2 separate regions of the Homo sapiens genome follow, and region 1 is linked to region 2. The links are chromatin loops, found by intact Hi-C in ENCODE. Cell type or tissue: thyroid gland. All regions are shown on one strand. Each heading gives the region's core, and the rest is flanking DNA. Links, peaks and the distances in the headings are about the cores only. Region 1 has its middle 6.2 kb from the start of RD3. Region 2 overlaps TRAF5 (TNF receptor associated factor 5).

The links. A loop is a pair of places that touch in the nucleus more often than their neighbours do. Peaks named below come from ENCODE experiments on the same cell type or tissue, not always from the same donor. Only the 100,000 strongest peaks of a DNase experiment are listed, where the experiment ranks them.
Region 1: a loop joins it to region 2, with 2.5 times the contacts of the local background. A loop is called at or near these places in 2 of 110 quality-filtered maps.

The regions. Positions count from the first base shown.
Region 1 is chr1:211,493,441-211,503,228 of GRCh38, reverse strand. No RefSeq gene overlaps it. Among named protein-coding and RNA genes, the nearest start is that of RD3, 6.2 kb to the right of the region's middle. In thyroid gland, for the core only: no CTCF peak of the experiment used is centred there; a DNase peak (open chromatin) is centred at 5,418; H3K27me3 peaks cover 974 bases.
Region 2 is chr1:211,330,621-211,340,408 of GRCh38, reverse strand. All of the region lies in intron 1 of TRAF5 (TNF receptor associated factor 5), which reads right to left. Among named protein-coding and RNA genes, the nearest start is that of TRAF5, 8.7 kb to the right of the region's middle. In thyroid gland, for the core only: no CTCF peak of the experiment used is centred there; no DNase peak of the experiment used is centred there.

The DNA of each region.
Region 1 (9,788 bases), core at 838-8,837, 160 kb before region 2:
TTGAAGAAACGTACAAGTTCAAAAGAAACTGATTTTCTCTGAGCTTCATATATGTCAAGAAAATAGGCGAACTCTGGAAGTGGGGAAGCTGCCAGCTAGAAGGTAAATGAATAAACTCCTCTATTCCTTGCAGAGTCCTTTTTATATTATACTCTGGATTTAAAAAAAAAAATAATTTGAACATTTGAAAAGGATCCCAGCACACATGCAGTCATTTTTCCACCTGGGGTAATAAGTTAATTCCACCATGACAAAAATGTTTTCTTCTGTGACCCTTTCCTCCCTGGCTCTGTCCACCTGCATACAGTGGGTGCACCATGGGGGTTCTGCTGTTTTTCACAGGATGGGAAGCTAGAAGCCAGTTTTGTCACAAGTATTGTCTCGTGGCTGCATAGTCTGGGATATTGATGCACTGTACTTTCTACGTGGTTCCTCCATTGTTGGACAAAATCTAGTTTTTCCATTTCTGTTTCTGGTTTCCTCCCCATGAGGTTTCCAGCGACTCCATGTGGAGGCTAAATCAGCTCCATCTTGGAAGCTGACATGCTATCTTGACTTCTGATTAACCCCTGTTCCAGGAATGACTCTAAGATTTCTACTTCATCTGCTGTTACCTTAAATCCTGCCCTTAGGTCAAAGCAACCTTGACCATGAATCCTGCCCTTAGGCAGACTCACATAGCATTCTTGCCTTTCCCTGAGGGGTCAACTTCAATTGTCCTACACATTTCTTCCCTACAGTAGATAAGTCCTGGTTTTGGGGGATAATGGTGCAGGGATCCACTGTTCCTCTCAACGCTGCCTGCAACGTGGCTTCTGTTTGTAAGTCCCTAATAAAATAAACGTTTCTTCCTGAGAAACTGGATTTGTAGGCCTCTTTCCTGGGTCTTTGGGGGTAGGTTTGCACAGACCTGCCCACCGCAGAACACCAAGCATCTGGCAGCTTTCACAAGCACTTAGCTTTGGCCCAGAAGTGAAAGAAGCCTCTTGCCCCAGAGAGAAGCATGGGTCACCACCGGTTAAGCAGATGGTTCTGTTCTTTCTTCCTCCTTGACAGGTTGTTTGGCAAGCAGAAAGAAGTTAAGATGCCTTCAATTTATCTTCCAGGAAAAGAGCTAAGGACACTGGTGAAAGGAACCCTGGAGAACCTGCCGCTGCCTTCTGGCAATTTCCAGCAGCCAGCATGGGGTCTTACACAGGGAGGTGCCCAGCCTCGGGGACATGCAGTGACATCCCACTCACATCCCCTGGGGTCCCCCCTTGCTCAGCCCCCCAAGAACAAGCTGTCATTTAGAAGACTGCCAAAATGCTTCCTCTTTAAGCAGCCTTCCAGGACTGTGAGAAGAGAAATAACACGGAATTCCACCCAAAATGCGCACGCAGATGAACACACACACACACACACACACACACACAGTCTACCTCATCATCTCCTCCAGATAAAAGTGCTTACCCTTGTCGAGCACAGAAAATGAGATGTGTTTGGTGTTCATGAGTGAGGCATAGACTATATGGGCCCAGAGGCTTCTATCTGATTTGCTGATGCCACAAGGTCAGCAGTGGGCAGGGCAATGGTTTGGAACAAAAAGAACATAGGCTATTGTCCTGGCTTTGTTACTCACTTGCTGTGCTAAATGAGCAAGTTGCTAGCCTCTTCTGAGTCCGTGATCTCAGCAGGTGTGGGAGTAAAGGGTATCGAAGCTCCCCATTGCTCTACTGTTTCAGGATTCTTAGTAGAGCACCCAGGGATGAAAGAACGGGGTGTATGGTGAGGGAGTGGGAGCCAGGAGGCAGGGGCCACCTTCCAGGGGCATCTCTGGGTTTCTGCACAGCTCCCAGCCCTACTGCACACAGCCTGTCCTCCTCCTCTGGCTGGGAGCCCCATGCAGTCACAGGTGGGCCTTCCCTCTCCAGCTCCACCCTTGGTGCCAGGCCCTGGGGCTGGCACTAAGTACATGCCTAGTAAACCTTTGTTGAGGAAATGAATATGGGGCTAGTGTGCAGGGAGGCTGGATGTGGTGAATGAAAAACAGAGCACTCAGAGTTCCTAGGGGGTAGGATTCCAGCTGCTTATGGGTCTATCAGAGAACACGCTGGGGGAAAAGCTTCCACAAAGAATTGTTCAGTCCTCCTCGTGCCAGCAGCAAGGTCTCCCCTCTGACTTCTGGGGAAGGATCACGTTAGAGCAACCAGACTCTTGTCCCTGGCCTGTCTTCTCTATAGAAAGGCGCTGTGGGAGGAAGCAGGTTACTGATGTGGGAACCCCATAGAGGACAGGGGAACTGAGGACCTTGGGCCTCACCGCTGTGGCTCACGTCTCAACATCATTCACATCCGAGCCCAGCCCTCAGAGAGGTGGCTGCTGAGAGAGGTCGCTGGCTGTGTGGAGAAGGGAGATCCAGGAGTAGGGGGGCAGGAGCCACAGGGAAGGGGTGTCAGTAAAGGGGGAACCTGGTGATGGCTGGAGGGAGAGACTGTGGAGAGAGTCAGCGTCCAAGGGTAATTGCTGGAGTTTACCATGCTGTGCAGGTGCAGTGAACACCTCTCTGTTCAGCTCTTCTCTAAAGCTTTCAGCACCTTCTGGTTTAGGAATACTCCCTGGAGAATGATGGAGGTGCTGCACTTGTGTAAAGAATCACACAAGCAAGAGCAGACTCTATGTCCTCAGTAGGGTAGCCCTGGGAGTACTGGGCCCACTTCCGAGCTCCAGTGGCAGTGTCTCCAGTAACCTGCACCCCCTTCCCTGTTGCAAATGCCCCTTCCTGGGCCATCATTCTACTGGACCTCTTGGCATTTAACATCGCAGATCACTCTGTATTCTTTTTTTTTTTTTTTTTGACAGTCTTGCTCTGTTGCCCAAGTTAGATTGCAGTGAGCAGTGATGCTATCTCGGCTCACTGCAACTTCCTCCACTTCCTGGGTTCAAATGATTCTCCTGCCTCAGCCTCCCGGAGTAGCTGGGATTACAGGTGTGCACTGCAACACCCAGCTGATCTTTGTATTTTTTGTAGGGATGGGGTTTCACCATGTTTGCCAGGCTGGTCTCAAACTCCTGACCTCAGGTGATCTGCCCACCTTGGCCTCTCAAAGTGCCAGGATTACAGGCATGAGCCACGGTGCTTGGCTCCCTATATTCTTCATATTTCCTCTCTGCTTTTCCCAGAAGCAGATGCTGGAACAAGGACTTGGGTATAGCTTCCAGGACTTGGGAGGCAGTCCAGGAAGCAGAAACGAGAGTGCAAGGAGAGTGAGACAGGAAGGAGGAAAGTCATCATAGGGTGTGTTATCAAGGTCACTGATGGGAGCAACACAGCCACAGTGTCTGATTGTGTGGCACCTCTCAAGAACTGTAACGGCAGCCTTCCAGAACTGTCCATGTGGTGGACAGGAGTGTGGAGTATGTATCTTCTGGTTCCTGTCTCCCAAATGAAGATTGTCCTGGTGACATGAACCACTTACACTTCAGGACCACACTTGCACATGGGCCCAGTGGGCTTCCCTGGCCTCAGAGGGCAGAGAGTGAAAAGGTGGCTGTGAGCTTGAGCTGGGATGCTATCAATTACAGGAACCCCTGATCTCAAACAGAACGGCCTGCCAGAGCTGCCCTGTAGGCAGAGGAGGGATGAGGGGATGTGATGAGGGCACAGAGGCATTGCAACTGTCCCTGGCCATGCTTTCTCATGGCATCTTTGGGGGTGGCTTCCCCTGACCTGTTGACAGTGAACATCTGCTAATGCCACATGATCTCCACATCCTTTCTTAAATGCTCACATGCTCCTTGTTTAACAGAGTCTGGAATTTGGCCAGGGCCCAGGGATCGGAACACCACCTCGATGGCCTCCAGGTGTGTGCTTTAGCCAAACCCTTTCTTCTGCATATGGAGCTGGTCCAGGAGCCTCTCCTCCCTGGAGCCATGAAGTCTCCTCCTCCACCTCCACCAAGCCAAAGACACACTCTGCTTCCCCTCCAATCTACTTCTCCTGGACGCAGTATCTCACTGCCATGGGTTCAGTCCTCCTCCTGGACACCACGTCTCACCACCACTGGCTCAGTCTTCCTCCTGGACGCTGTGTCTCACTGCCATGGGCTTAGTCCTCCTCCTGGACGCCATGTCTCATCACCATTGGCTCAGTCCTCCTCCTGGACGCCATGTCTCACCACCGTGGGGCTCAGTCCCAGTCCTGGACGCCACTTCTCACTGCCATCAACTCAGCTGCCAGAGTCAGAATTTCCTGATAATTCCCCTCTCTCCTTCATTCTCCACACCAAGTCCAGGTGGCTTCTGGTAGCCAGGAGATGGACTCTGCCAGGCTGCTTCATTGCTCTGGACTCACCAGCCTTCTTCTTTGGGAACTGATGTGAGAATCTGTTAAGATCCACATGTGACATCCAGGTTCACCTGAGCCATGTGTGTGTTTAATTCCACAGAGTCACTCCTTCTACCACATTATCCACGAATAGCATCTCTTTCCTTCCCAGGCCCCAGCACATCCCCTCTACAGCCTCATCAGCCCTCCCAAAAGGGCCCAGTGCAGCTTGTGCCACTTCAGGTTTTCTTGGCTCTAATGCAACACCGCATGGCTGACTCCCTCTTCCCATTGATTTCCCATTATTCTACCTTGTTCCAGAAGCACTTCCAGGTTGAGCAGAAGGGAGGTTCTGACTGTCTTATGCCTCCACTGCTTGGAGCTGGATGGAGAATACCCAGGCTCTCCACCGCCCTCTAATAGTGACATGTCCTCCTCACCTCCCCTGGAATGTGCATCCTTGGACTTCTGGGTGACCTCGGCACCCCACAGTCCATTCCTGCCTTCCTTACATCTGTTGTCTGTGGTCCTTGAGCCTGTGACATTACGTCTCTTGGGGCTCTTTCAGGTTCAGGAGAGTGGGGAGCAAGTCCACGGCATTTGTTTAACACAGAGACCAAGCCCAGTCACTCTGGCTAATGCGTTCTCTGTGGGTACAGCAAACACGAACTTAGCTTTTACCGTGTGCTGGGGCTTGATCTCCTTGACCTTGGGGAGCTCTTCTTCTGCAGGGATGCTGATTAAATGCTCAGGAAATGGTGTGAAGCACAGCCAATTCTTGTTATTCACAGTAGTTATTATCTATAAAGTTGTGAATTAGCAAACACTGAACCATTGCTCCTAGGGGAAATACAGGGTGAAGTTCAGTCCTCGTCCTGGATGAGGTTCCTGAAGCCTCTGGTCATGACATTTTTGTCAGCTGACCAATACATAACCTTGTTTTATGTGCATTTCTATTGAAAGACACCTTATTTACTCTATATTGTTGATTCATTAGCACTGAACTCACCGCCAGCAGTGCTAAGTCAGGCCTGAAGGAAGCTGATCTAACTCATGTAGTAAAGCGTGTCACTGCCTCCTTGCACTTAGGAACACTAGAAGGCCCTTCAGCACTACTTTTGGGGCCATTTTCGATATCAAAATCACAAATAAAAAGCACAAAGTATGAAAAGTGGGCACTAAATAGACTGTGAAAAGGACACTTAAGATCATGAGAGCTGAAACAAGAAGGCAGAGCGTGCCTTGTTCAAGCTCAGCAGGGAACAAGTCCATCAGGTCACTAACATTTTTCTACATGTCTAGAATGACCACAAAAGTATTAGGTTGGCGCAAAAGTAATTACTTTTAATGGGAAAAACCGCAATTACTCTTACAGCAATCTAATACTATGAGTAGGCCAGGTGCAGTGGCTCACACCTGTAATCTCAGCACTTTGGGAGGCTGAGGCAGGGGATCACTTGAGCTCAGGAGTTCGAGACCAGCGTGGCCAACACAGTGAAACCCTGTCTCCACTAAAAAACACAAAAATTAGGCCGGGCATGGTGGCACACGCCTGTAATTCCAGCACTTTGGAAGGCCTAGGCGGGCGGATCACCAGGTCAGGAGATTGATACCATCCTGGCTAACACGGTGAAATCCTGTCTCTACTAAAAAACACAAAAATTAGTCTGGGTGTGGTGGCTCACGCCTGTAATCCCAGCACTTTGGAAGGCCAAGGCAGGCGGATCACAAGGTCAGGAGATTGATACCATCCTGGCTAATATGGTGAAACCCCATCTCTACTAAAAAAATACAAAAAAATTAGCTGGGTGTAGTGGCGGGTGCCTGTAGTCCCAGCTACTTGGGAGGCTGAGGCAGGAGAATGGCATGAACCTGGGAAGTGGAGCTTGCAGTGAGCCGAGATCTCGCCACTGCACTCCAGCCTGGGCGACAGAGCGAGACTTCATCTCAAAAAAAAAAAAAAAAAAAAAAGTAGCCGGGTGTGGTGGCACAAGCCTGTAATTCCAGCTACTTGGGAGGCTGAGGTGGGAGAATCGCTTGAACCTGGGAGGCAGAGGTTGCAGTGAGCTGAGAGCACAGCACTGCACTCCATCCAGCCTGGGCAACAGAACAAGACTCTGCATCAAAAAAAAAAAAAGTTCTATGAGTATTGACTTTTGGATTACAAATAAATTTTAGTGAGTAGGCAAATTTGCCAGTACTTTGGTAGGTAATGAGGATCAACTGTGTGTACAGAAGGAAGAATGAGGCTTCAGGCCGGGCACAGTGGCTCACACCTGTAATCCCAGCACTTTGGGACGCCAAGGTGGGTGGATCACCTGAGGTCAGGAGTTCGAGACCAGTTTGGCCAACATGGTGAAACCTTGGCTCTACTAAAAATACAAAAATTAGCTGGGTGTGGTGGCACACGCCTGTAATCCCAGCTACTTGGGAGGCTGAGGCAGGAGAATTGCTTGAACCCAGGAGGCAGAGGTTGCAGTGAGCCAAGATCGTGTCATTGCACTCCAGCCTGGGCAACAAGAGCAAAACTCCATCTCAAAAGAAAAAAAAAAAAAAAAAAAGAATGAGGCTTCAGAGTGGAGAGGAGGGAGCAGCAGACAGAGGATAATTCACAAAGCGGTTACCATGAAGCTAAACTTTGAGGGGTAAGTTAACTTCCCCAGGTAGGAGGGGACTCTGGGTAGAGTGGGCACCATGCACAGGGGCATGAGACAACAGGGGATGAAGTAATGTCTTTAAGGTGATGGTGAAAAAACCAGCGGCGAACATGTCAGGAAGAGCCCTGATGTCCAGGAACCTAGGAAAGGGCAGCACTTCCACACCCACCCCTTTTCACAGGGTTTTTTGTGAGCTGGGTGGTGCCAACTGCTATTACAGAGAAACCCCAACTCAGTGCTTTGACCCAACAAGCATATGATTTTTTGCACACATTAGAGTTCAACATGAATGATGGGTGAGCAGCTTTTCATGAAGTGATTGAGGGACCTAAACGCCTTCAAAACTGTGTCTCCCCCACCCCGAGGGCCTCAGAGTCCTGGCTGACGATCAGCAAAGGGGAAAGGTGGAAGGTGGACAGTTGCACAGGGGTGTCTACCTGCCACACCTTGAAGTGACTCATGTCCCTTCCATCTACACCCTATCATCACACGGCCCCACCTAGATGGGAGGAGGGATGGGGAATGAAGTCCCCAGCTGGACAGCTGCTTCCTAGGAACATGTCTACTACATGTTCATGTACTCTGGAGGAGAAATGTGACTCTTGGTGGACAGCTAGCTGTTTCTGCCACAGGCCCTCACATTAGTCCATCAGACTACAGGGCAGAACTGAAAAGCTGTAGCCGGGCGCAGCGGCTCACCCCTGTAATCCCAGCACTTTGGGAAGCTGAGGCGGGTGGATCACCTGAGGTCAGGAGTTCGAGACCAGCCTCAACATGGAGAAACCCCATCTCTACTAAAAATACAAAATTAGCCAGGCGTAGTGGTACATGCCTATACTCCCAGCTACTCGGGAGGCTGAGGCAGGAGAATTGCTTGAACCTGGGAAGTGGAGATTGTGGTGAGCCAAGATCGCACCATTGCACTCCAGCCTGGGCAACAAGAGCAAAACTCTGTCTCAAAAAAAAAAAAAAGAAGAAGAAGAAGCTGTGGTCAGTGAAGTCTATGGAAATGGAGTGTCAAGGTGCAGTCTAGACAGAGTATATAGCCAATAAATGCTTGGTGAATGAATGAATGAATGAGAAGTGCTTTATGCCTCATTCCCAGCTAGCTGGCAGGGAAGGGAGCATTCTCATTTTTCCTGCCGTCAGACACATTGCTTCCTGTACCTGATGTCTGAGTCCATTCAGGCTTCTATTACAGAATACCATAAACTGGTGACTTATAAATGACAGAAATTTATTTCTCACAGCTCTGGAGGCTGGGAAGTCCAAGATCAAGGTGCCAGTAGATTCAGTGTCTGCTGAAAGCCCACTTCCTAGTTGATGGAGGCATCTTCTCACAGTGTCCTCACGTGGTAGAAGGGCCAAAAAGCTCCCTGAGACCATTTCACAAGGGCAGTAATCTCATTCCTGAGGGCTCCCCTCTTACGACCTAATCACATCCGAAAGGTCCCACCTCCTAACCATCACCTTGGGAGATTCAAGATTGAATTTTGGGGAGGACACAACATTCAGTCCGTAGCACCTGGAGAGGAAATGTGACCACAGGAATAGAAAGAGGGATGCCCAGAGAGAAGAGGTCTAAGTAACTGCAAATCTGGTCTGTACCTATGAATATTCTGTCCATTTAATTCAACTTCTTTGGGATTAGGGCTACACAGACCTTCTGCAGGATTTGGAAAACCCAACGCATGACTGAGTGGTTAGAAATGGTTTGAAATAGCCTGGAAAGACTCCAGGGAGGAGAGAACGGAGCGCGCGCGTGCACACACACACACACACACACACACACACACGCAGAGCCGGGGCTTATCTCTAATCTCCATGCGGATTTTAATCCAGCCTTGCATGTAATCGCCTCATAACTCCACATTTCCAATTTATTAATCAAATGCCATCTATGAGGCAATGTTGCGGGCCCCACCGGTGTTTCTGCATTTGATGGTTGCTGAATATCTATGCTTCAGCAACTTCCATCCACGCCAAACAAGAGAAAAACAACCGCCACCTTTTCTCCCCAGAGCAAATTCACACTCAGCAAGGATAATCACAAATCCTCCACAGGTGAACAAATCAGAATAAATGAGGAGTCAACACACCCACCAAGGCCTGTGAGTTACGGTATCAAGGCAGCTGTCAGGGAGGGTCGTGGGTTAGGGAGTGCCTCCCTCTTCTAATCACAGGCACCATTTGAAAAATGCAGGAGAGGGGCCAGCTGCGTCTGCCAGGGAGACTGCTATAAGTCGTCTGTGTGCTTGTTCCCTGGCATCCCAGGGTCAGGAGTCCTGAAGCTCATCTGGCAGCTGCTGCGACAAAATCTTTCTGATGGCTCAAGACATTGGCCTCTATGATCTCATTTACATTCATTGTGTGTGCATTAGAAGGGGAGATATTAATACAAAAGCATGGCTATAGAAAAGGGATGAATTGTTTTTATTCAAACACAGAATGGTCAGTAGCAGACCCAAGGTTGTACTACTTGGAGATAAAAGTCTTTAACTCTGGGCCCTAATGCTGTCCCTGCTCCCCACCTGCCTGCCAGACTTCCACCTCCTCCTCATCTGATCCAGCAATCCAGCACACACAGGCTTGGCTGGGATGTGTGCAGAGAGGAGAGCCAGGCTCAGCCAGCTCCTAGCTTGGTGCCCCTGTAGAATGGTGCTTTAGAAATACGTGCTGCACAGATGAGCATGTGACTTAGTCCATGCCCTCCTCTCCTCATTGCCTCCAGCAACTTTCCTAAAGGGAAGGTAAAGTCTTGTCATCCCCCTGCTCCCTTCCCTACAGTGTGGAAATGCCTGGGAATTTCTGCCCTTGGACCTCCA
Region 2 (9,788 bases), core at 1,272-9,271:
GGAGGCTGAGGCAGGAGAATCACTTGAACCCAAGAGGCGGAAGTTGCAGTGAGCCGGGATTGTGCCACTGCACTCCAGCCTGGGTGACAGAGCAAGACTCCATCTCAAAAAACAAAAACAAAAACAAGTACAAAGAGCACAAACACTCGTAAAGTGAATGAGGCTCCAGGGGCCCCTCGAGCTTGGATGCACAGCCAACAGACAACTGTTTAGATTTAGCTTGGAATTCAGGAATATTTTCAAATGAGGACTGAGCCCAGGCTTTGCCCAGCCCCACCCTCCATGGCCTCAGGGTACTCTGAAGAAAGGGGAGAAACCTGAGACCACCCTAGACGGGCTACAGAACAGAAATGCCAATGAGTATTTAGAAACCGTGGCATGACCTTTTGGTGACTTTTAGCTACCAAAGGTCAACATCATTCTAGCGGTGCCCCACCTTCCCACAAATGCTCATCCACAGCTGACTTTGTGTAAGTTTATATTTCCAAAGCTGACCTCAGATGTGTGACATACTGCCAGCTGCCTACTACCCAGAGCTGGGAGGACTGTGGCTGGGGTACATGTTGTGAGAGGCACACAGGGCAATTCCCTCCCGCCTGACAGCAAGGCCAGCTCTGGCCCAGTCCACAGAGGAAGCAGACGAGAGACGCTTCCTGGCGGAGGGCTACCCCAGACACACCCCAGGCACACCCCAGGTGCCCTGCCCACATACAGGCAGGCATCCTAGAGTCTGGTTTAAAAAATGCAGCCCTCAGGCTGTTGGGACTCAAGGGCCTGATCAGGGCAACAGAAGAGGGAGAGCAGGTAGGGAGCCCAGAGAGGAGGTCCAAGAGAAGTAGGTAGAACTGGGGGAGTGGATTCCCCCACCCCACAACTGAGCCTGTCAGCTCTGGAAGGACTTAAGGGATCAGCTACCCAAGGGTTTCACTGTTTCACAGTGAAACTTACCAAACCGAGTTTCATGCAGAAACATCAGTAAGTAAGAGTATACAGAATACCTGTTCTGGTTGAAGCAGGGCCTGTTGGATTTGCTGCAATCCGCAGGCCTCTGGCAGCTCTTCTGGTTAGTCCTAGGAGATCCACAGTTTGGTTTCTCAAGATAATGATGATACCAATAAAACTAAAACCTGACATGTACTAGTAATTTCCAGCCTGCACTTTTACATATAATACCATACACAGTTCCACACTAACCCTGTGGCAATACTGCTATCATCATCATATTCCCAATGAACAGTCCGAGGCCTCAAGTTGTTAAACAACTTTCCCCAAATCACACAGCTAGTGCGTGGGCACAGGGATTTGAATATAGACTTTCTGACTCCGAAGCCAGTGCTCTACACTCTGTCACAGCTGGGAGAAAATGTACCCCATTGCAGCCAACACCAAACAGGAGGGCTTGATGGCAGGCAGTACCGCTTACTGGTTAGAGACCAGCTCTGGGGCCAGACTGCTGGGGTTCAAACCCTTCTGCCATTCACTTACCTGTGTCACCCCTTCCTCATCTAGAATATGGGACAATATGGGAGGCCAAGGCAGGCGGATTGTCTGAGCTCAGGAGTTCGAGACCAACCTGGGCAACATGGTGAAACCCTGTCTCTACTAAAAATATAAAAATTACCTGGGCATGGTGGCACACATCTGTAATCCCAGCTACCTGGGAGGCTGAGGCAGGAGAATCGCTTGAACCCAGGAGGTGGGGGCTGCAGTGAGCCAAGACTGCACCACTGCACTCCAGCCTGGACAACAGAGTGAGACTCTTGTCTCAAAAAAAAAGACAATAATAGTACCTGCTACAAAGGCTTGGAGTTAAGATTAAATGAATTAATCCACGTAAATTATTATCACACAATTCCTGGCACATAAATAAGCACTTAATCACCATGCATTTCCACCCTGCCCTCCTAGCCAGCTTTATTCAGTGCCGGTCACATGCAAAGTCTGCGCCCTATTGTATTATGGGAGTGGAGGAGAGTGGGTTACCAGACAGCTCCTGTCCCCAGGAAGTTTTCAGTCAAGGTAGGGATATGCGTATGCATATGCACAAAACTATAGCAGCAGCTCTCTGAGCAGTCAGGGCCCCAGATGCTCTGCTAAGAATCTGTTCTAGAACATGATGAAAATGCTAGCTTGGACACCTTACCCCAGAGGAAGGGGGACCCATTTGTTATAATAGTTTAGCCTTCCCTGATTAATACACTTCAGTATCATGATCTCTCAGTAGCAACTAGAATCTGATTTTCTAGCAAATTCCCAGGCTAGATTCTACAGCTCATGACAGTGTGAGGAGCACCAGTCAGATCATCGTGGCAGCTTCCAGGTCACCTTCTCTTATCTCTTGGAGCTTCGGGCTGGTGCTGGACCTGCTCTCTTCTATCTGCACTCATTCTCTGGGTGAGCACGTCCCAGCTCCTGGCCTTACCAGCTATGACTGACAATGCCCTGATTTCTATCTGCAATCTGGACCTCTCCCCTGAGCCCCAGACACACTCCACTGTTTAGTCTATGCCTCCACATTTAATAGGCATCACAAACTTAACACATCAAATCCCCACCCAACCTGCTCCTCCCATAGCCTTCCTCCATCTCAGTGAAATGGTACCACCAATCACAGCGTCACTTGGACCAAAAACTTTGGAGTGATCCTTGGCTCCTCTCTTACTCTCCATCTCACAACACCAAAGCCCATGGGATCTTCCTTCCCAACATATCCCCCCTCTCCTCCTCGCCACTGTCAGCATAATCACTCTGGCCTAAGCTGCCATCATCTCCCCAGTGGTTATTGCATCAGTCTCCTAGCTGGTCTCTTGCTCTGCCTTGCTCCTTTACAGCCCATTCACAACCCAGCAGCCAGAGTGATGCTTTTAAAAACAGAAGCTGTCTCTGCTGCTCCTCTGCTCCAATGGCCCCATTGCACTCGGGGTAGAAGCCAGTGTCCTTAGAGGTCAGGGCCCTTCGTTTCTCTGCCTCTCCATTCTCTGTGTCCTTACTTCCTAGTGCCTTCCCCCTTGTCTACTCACTCTGGCAACACTGCCTTGCGTCTTCTTGAACAGCAGAAGAGGCTTCTGCTTGCTTTTCCCCTGCCTGGAATACTCTTCACCCTGATATCTGAAGGGCTTGTTCCTTCACCTTAGGAACCTGCTCAAATGTTATCTCACAAGGGAGGCCTTTGCTGACCACCCTACATGGAAAATGCAACATCCCTGGCAGACCCACCTTCTACTGCATTTTTCTCCAATGCACTTATTACTGCCTAACATATTACTTGTTCATGTCTTTGCTCTCTGTCTTCCCCTATCAGAATAGAATATAAGCTCCAGCACAGCAAGGATTGTTTCTTTGGGTACTGAAGTCCCAACACATAAAACAGTGCACGTGGCCAGGTGCAGCGGCTCACGCCTTTAATCCCGGCACTTTGGAAGGCCGAGGCGAGCGGATCAGTTGAGGTCTGGCCAGGTGCAGCGGCTCACGCCTTTAATCCCGGCACTTTGGAAGGCCGAGGTGAGCGGATCAGTTGAGGTCTGGAGTTTGACACCAGCCTGGCCGACATGGTGAAACCCGTCTCTACCAAAAAGACAAAAATTAGCTGGGCATGGTGGCATACGCCTGTAATCTCAGCTACTCAGGAGGCTGAGGCATAAGAATCACTTGAACCAGGGAGGTGGAGGTTACAGTGAGCCAAGATCACACCACTGCACTCCAGCCTGGATGACAGAGCAAGACTCCGTCTCAAAACAGAACAAAAACAAACAGACAAACAAAACAGTGCACATGACAGGTGCTTAGTAAATACTTACAGAATGACTGTAACAGCTATTCTCCAGCAAGCAGAGCAGCCTCTCTCCTGCTAAGCACGCTTCTCACTGCCTAAACCTTTTCATTTCACCTGTTTGTAAGTCCTGAAATTCTACCAGTCCCAGCTGGAGAGTGCAAGGCTGGCTCATGATGGCTGACCTGGGGTAGGAGTTGGGGAGTCACTGTAAGGGGTGAGGGGACAGTGTAGCCAACTAGGACCGGAAGAGTAAAGCCTGAGCAGCGCTCCCTCTGACACACTAATGTGAGCTAGCCTCTGGGTGAGGTGCCAAGTGGGAAGCTTTAGCCCAAGGGTAGCAGGCACCTGAGAAAGGGGAAATGCTGAGAAAAATGTATATAGGTAGCCAGCCAATAATTCAATGCAATCAACATTTATGGGGCCCTCATTTAGGTGCCAGGCATTGTACAAGGTGCTAGAGATCTAAAATCCCATTTGCCAGAGTCCTTTTCCAGAGACTTCATCATGCCAACACAATAACATAGCACAAAGCCAGCTGTTCCTTCTCAGCTCACTCTGTTCAATGTTGATTTTAAACCTTTCTCTCCTCCACAAACCTTGACCACTCCCTCCAGTCTCACCAGGAAACTCTACTTCCTTACTGCACAGCAAAAAAAAACAGAGATCATCAGACCAGACCACCTCTACTTCCTGCCACCACACCTGCAAATCTCCCTGCATGGGGCCCCTGCTCTGCCCCTTCCCTGCCAGGGTGGCGGCAGAGGTGACCTCTGAATTAGGCCAATCTCCCCACCTGTCCTCCACCTCTCCTGGATTCCTGGTCTTTTTGCCACTCCTCATATGAACAGAGAACCTTTCCCCCTTACAGCCTTCACCCTAAGGCTGGGTCTCCCTTTCCTCAAGCTGTTGTCTCTTCCGGAAACATCTTTTCCTCTCTCCCCACCTCTTGCTGAGCTAAACACATACAAGCCCAGATGAAGCCTCACATATGCAGCCATGCCTCTGTGTGCCTCCTCCATCAAGTTAGGGTCCCCCCCACTTATGACATGCCCTTTAACCACCTGTACTTCTCCTTAACAGCACTTGCCGGGAATGTAAATAATTGTTTATGTAATTAATTATCTGTTCAATAATAGTCTTCCCCAGCACGAAGAAAGCAGTGCTGGAATTGTGTCTTATATTTTTCAAGGTGCAGACGCAGAGCAAGCACTCAAATATCTGAGTCAATTAACAGTTGCCACTTGGGGTGCCATAATGTTCTAGATACTGCAGGAGATGTACATAGGTTGTCCCACTTAATTCACACAGCAGCCCACGTTTGCAGACCCTCATTGTATTATTCATCTTCATATTTTACAGATCGGGAACCCAAAGCTGAGGGGATGACACAAGGTGTTTGAGGTACCACAGCTGGTAACTCTGGGTAGGGATTCAGGCTTGTCTGCTGTCAAAGCCACCATGTCACACTCACGTCTTACTCACCACAGCTCACTCACTGCCTTAGATAAAGGAGGTGCTCGATTATGGGGGATGGAAGGAATGACCAACTATATCATTTCCTTTGGTCTTTAGTCACCATTGAGACCTACAAGCAAGAATTACAATTCCTCTTTTCCCAATGAGGAAAATGGAGTTTGAGGGGTTCAAAGGGCCACACAGCAGTAGGAGGCCATGCTGGGCTGAAACCCAGGTCTTCTGGTTCTTTGTCTAGGGCAATTTTCTCTACAACATAACTATAGTTAGGCACTGGGAGGACAGGACAGATGAGATTATGAAGGAAAGCTATGCAGAAACAAGTTAACACAGCAAGCCTAATACTGCTATCTCTAGAAAGTTCTCCTCGCAAGGATGGCCCCTGGCTGGTGTCTGGAACATGGATTTCAGTAAGGCTCCCACCACCTGAACTGCTAAGAGCGGCTCACTGTGCTTAAACCATCTAGGTAAACAATGTGTTTTGTTTTGTTTGTTTGTTTTGTTTTGAGACGGGGTCTCACTCTGTCCCCCAGGCTGGAGTGCAGTGGTGCGATCTCGGCTCACTGCAACCTCCGCCTCCTGGGTTCAAGTGATTCTCCTGCCTCAGCCTCCCAAGTAGCTGGGACTACAGGTGCGTGCCACCAAGCCCGGCTAATTTTTTGTATTTTTAGTAAAGACGGAGTTTCACCGTGTTAGCCAGGATGGTCTCAATCTCCTGACCTTGTGATCAGCCCGCCTCGGTCTCCCAAAGTGCTGGGATTACAGGCATGAGCCACCGCGCCCAGCCAATGTGTTTTATGTGGAACACCTGTTTTTCTTCTGGAGGCTGGAATTCTGACATGTGCTAGATGAAGGTATCTACATGACCAGCCCTTAGTAAAAACCTTGGGCACTGAGTCTCTAATGGGCTTCCCTGGTAGACAGTGCTTCACACCTGCTGTCACAATGCACTGCTGGAGAAATTCAGCACATCCTGTGTGATTCCCCCTCGGCAGTCCTTTGCAGAGTCTTTTCCAAGACTCTTGGAGGCTTGCACCTGGTCTCCCCTGGACTTTGCCCCATAAGCCTTTTCCCTTTGTTCATTTTGCTTTGTATTCTTTTGCTGAAATGAATCATAGCTGTGAGTATGACCATCTGCTGGATGCTGAATCCTGTAAGTTCTCCTAGCAAATCACTGAACCTGGGAATGGTCTTGGGGACCCCCAACAAAGAAGCCTAACAAGAGATGAATTTTGAATTTGTTTTGAAAAGAGTGGCAGGGGTATGGATTAATGGTTTTGAACAGGAGGCATTCTAGGCAGGAGAAATGATGTAAGAAAAGGTAGGCATAGGCAAGTCAGGTGTAGAAAGACCTACACCTTTCCTTAGGCCGGGTACGGTGGCTTATACCTGTAATCCTAGCACTTTGGGAGGCCAAGACGGGCAGATCACTTGAAGCCAGGAGTTGAGACCAGCCTGGCTAACGTGGTGAAACCCCATCTCTACTAAAAATACAAAAATTAGCCAGGCCTGCTGGTGGGTGCCTGTAATCTCAGCTACTCGGGGGGCTGAGGTGACAGACTCGCTTGAACCCAGGAGGCGGAGGTTGCAGTGACCCGAGATTGCACCACTGCACTCCAGCCTGAACGACAGAGCAAGGCCCTATCTCAAAAAACAAAACAAGACTGGGCACCGTGGCTCACGCCTGTAATCCCAGCACTTTGGGAGGCCTAGTGGGGAGTGGGGGGGGAGTGGATCGCCTGAGGTTGGGAGTTCAAGACCAGCCTGGCCAGCATGGTGAAATCCCGTTTCTACTAAAAATACAAAACATAGCCAGGCATGGTGGCAGGCGCCTGTAATCCTAGCTACTCCAGAAGCTGAGGCAGGAGAATCGCTTGAACCCGGGAGGCGGAGGTTGCAGTGAGCCGAGTTGGCGCCACTGCCCTCCAGCCTGGGCAACAGAGCAAGACTCCGTCTCAAAAATAAAACAAAACAAAACAAAACAAAAAAAAGAAGGGCCTAGAGCTATTTAACAAGGCTTGAACAGAATTAATGAGAAAATCTAGCACTTCTGTTACGAGGTAGAAGAGATGAGGGCTAGAGAGGTCCACTTGTTAGGAAGATCCAGTGTAAGTGAAGTGAAAGTGAACCACTTAGTCATACATAGGCCCTATGGGAACTGTTAGTATCAAAGAGGTGGGGAAAGAACTTAGCCTCTGGCTGTCCACAGCTAATACATGGCAATAAATATCTCTAAGGGAGGTCTGTGGGAATGATACAGATAATTTGAGGCAACATCCCAAAGTACTGACTTTTGAAATAAAACACCTTAACATAAGGAAATCAGTCTGCTCCCAAATAATCTACTTCCCATTCATTAAGGGTGACTAAAATGTTCTTCATCTTTTTAAAACATCTTTGCTCAAGTCCAATATTCCCCCTCCATTTCTCCTATCTACCCCCTCACTCCCTAGTGGGTTATTCCTGGAATAACTCCACCCAATGTTTTAATCACTTCTTTCATTCTGCATCTGCTGAGCATGTAAGCCTTTGCTTTATATTAAATTATTCTGCCTTTAACAGGGAGGCATGGTAAGTTTTCCTAGGTTGCATCATAGATATCAACCCAGCCTCTACCTCAGAAATCCTAAAATCATGAAGACAGAAGAGGGACCTTCATGGCTGCCGCTTAGCTTAGCCCCACCCACCTCCCTCCATCCTCCAGGGTCAAGGGTCTCCCTAACAGAAGCCTTAGAACACAGCCTGGCTGTTCTAAGCCATACGCCTTAGTACAGGAGAACAGAAAGGGCTCTGGGTGGTGGCTTTGCATCAGGTCAACCTTATCCTGCTGTGCCTTCACATTGGATCTGGCTAAAGTAACTGGTCTGCTCCTGGCTATCAAGCCAGAGCTTGTATTTTTGTTTTCCAAATCTGTTTTATTTTTTCCTGTGTTGGCTCTCTGCCAAGCACTATTCTTCCTCCAAAGCTGCCGCCTGCTCTGCCCACAAGTCCTGAAAACTAGACTCCTGCCCTTGAAACCTGGTCCATGGGGCCCCAGCCTCTGAGGCTGCCTGGCCCCTCTGCCTGCCAAGAACTCATCCCAGCTTATCCCACCATACCCTGTCCCAGCCCAGCTTCCCTACCCTGGCCCCTGAGGTCTACCTGGTCCAGAGATGGCAAAGTGGCAGCAATAGGCTAGTTTCAATGATGGTCTACTCGCCCAGGTGCAGTGGCTCACACCTGTAATCCCAGCACTTTGGGAGGCCAAGGCAGGCAGATCACCTGAGGTCAGGAGTTTGAGACCAGCCTGCCCAACATGGTGAAACCCCATCTCTACTAAAAATACAAAAAATTAGCCGGCCGTGGTGGCGGATGCCTGTAATCCCAGCTACTTGGGAGGCTGAGGCAGGAGAATTACTTGAACCCGCGAGGCAGAGGTTGCAGTGAGCTGAGACTGTGCCACTGCACTACAGCCTGGGCAACAAGAGTGAAACTCCATCTCAAAAAAAAAAAAAGATGGCCTGCTCTGACACACAGCAATTCTTCTGCTGGTTTTTAATTTAAATTTGAATGCCTTTAGGCTAGGCATGCAGTTTCCAGCTCCCCAGAAACCCCACAATGCTCTATGGCTATTAACCACATGGAAGGAGAAAACCAGTTTTACTGAATATCTGCCAGACTCCAGGCTCTGTGTATATATTGACTCATTTAATCTTTCCAGCAACCCCAAGTGGCACACATTACTATTTCTATTTACCAGTGGGAATACAGACACTATGGAAGTTGGGCAACTTGCTCAGATTATATAACTACAACCAGCAAATCATAAACCCAGATATGAACCCAGGCCCACCAGATTCTGAAGTCCACACTGTTTCTACTACACCATCATTGAAAGTAGAAGGTTTTGACTAGGCTATGTATTAAAGAGGCCCCTCTGCAGCAGCATGAAAAGGAAAATTGAATACAGATGGACCTGGGGCAGGAAAATGAGTCAATGCTTAATTAAGGTTGCCCAGGAAAGAGTCCCTGTGGCCCTGAACTGGGAATAGACAGATCAGGACTGGCTGAGGGGGACAGGATAAAGGTGACTGAGGAACAGCAGCGATTTCTGCAACAGAGAGAACAGAGAGAAAGAGGCGGCCTCGGACAAATGTCTAAGGTGCTTCTGAAACATCATGGTGAAGATTCTGAATATTGCAAATCATAGTGGCCAAGAAGATAACTGGGTGAGGGATGGAAATTTGATCAGCCTTTCCTTAAAAGTGTTGGTTTAAGTCTTGGGAATGGCCAAGGGCTCAAGGAGAGAAGCACAGAGAATTGAAATCCAACCTGAGGACCCAGCCTTGGCCCCATACCTGCACTTGCAGGACAGAGGAGGATAAGAAGCTGGAGGTCAAGGAAGGGAATGCTGGTGGGGACGGTGTAGCAACCTCCAAGGAGATAAGTAATAGCTGCAGCGTGGGCTGGTATGGGCTGGTGACTGAGGAGTACCAGGTCCTGGAAACCTACACAGGACAATCAGAGCAGCGCAGCAGGTGCACGGTGCCGAGTGAGGAGCGAG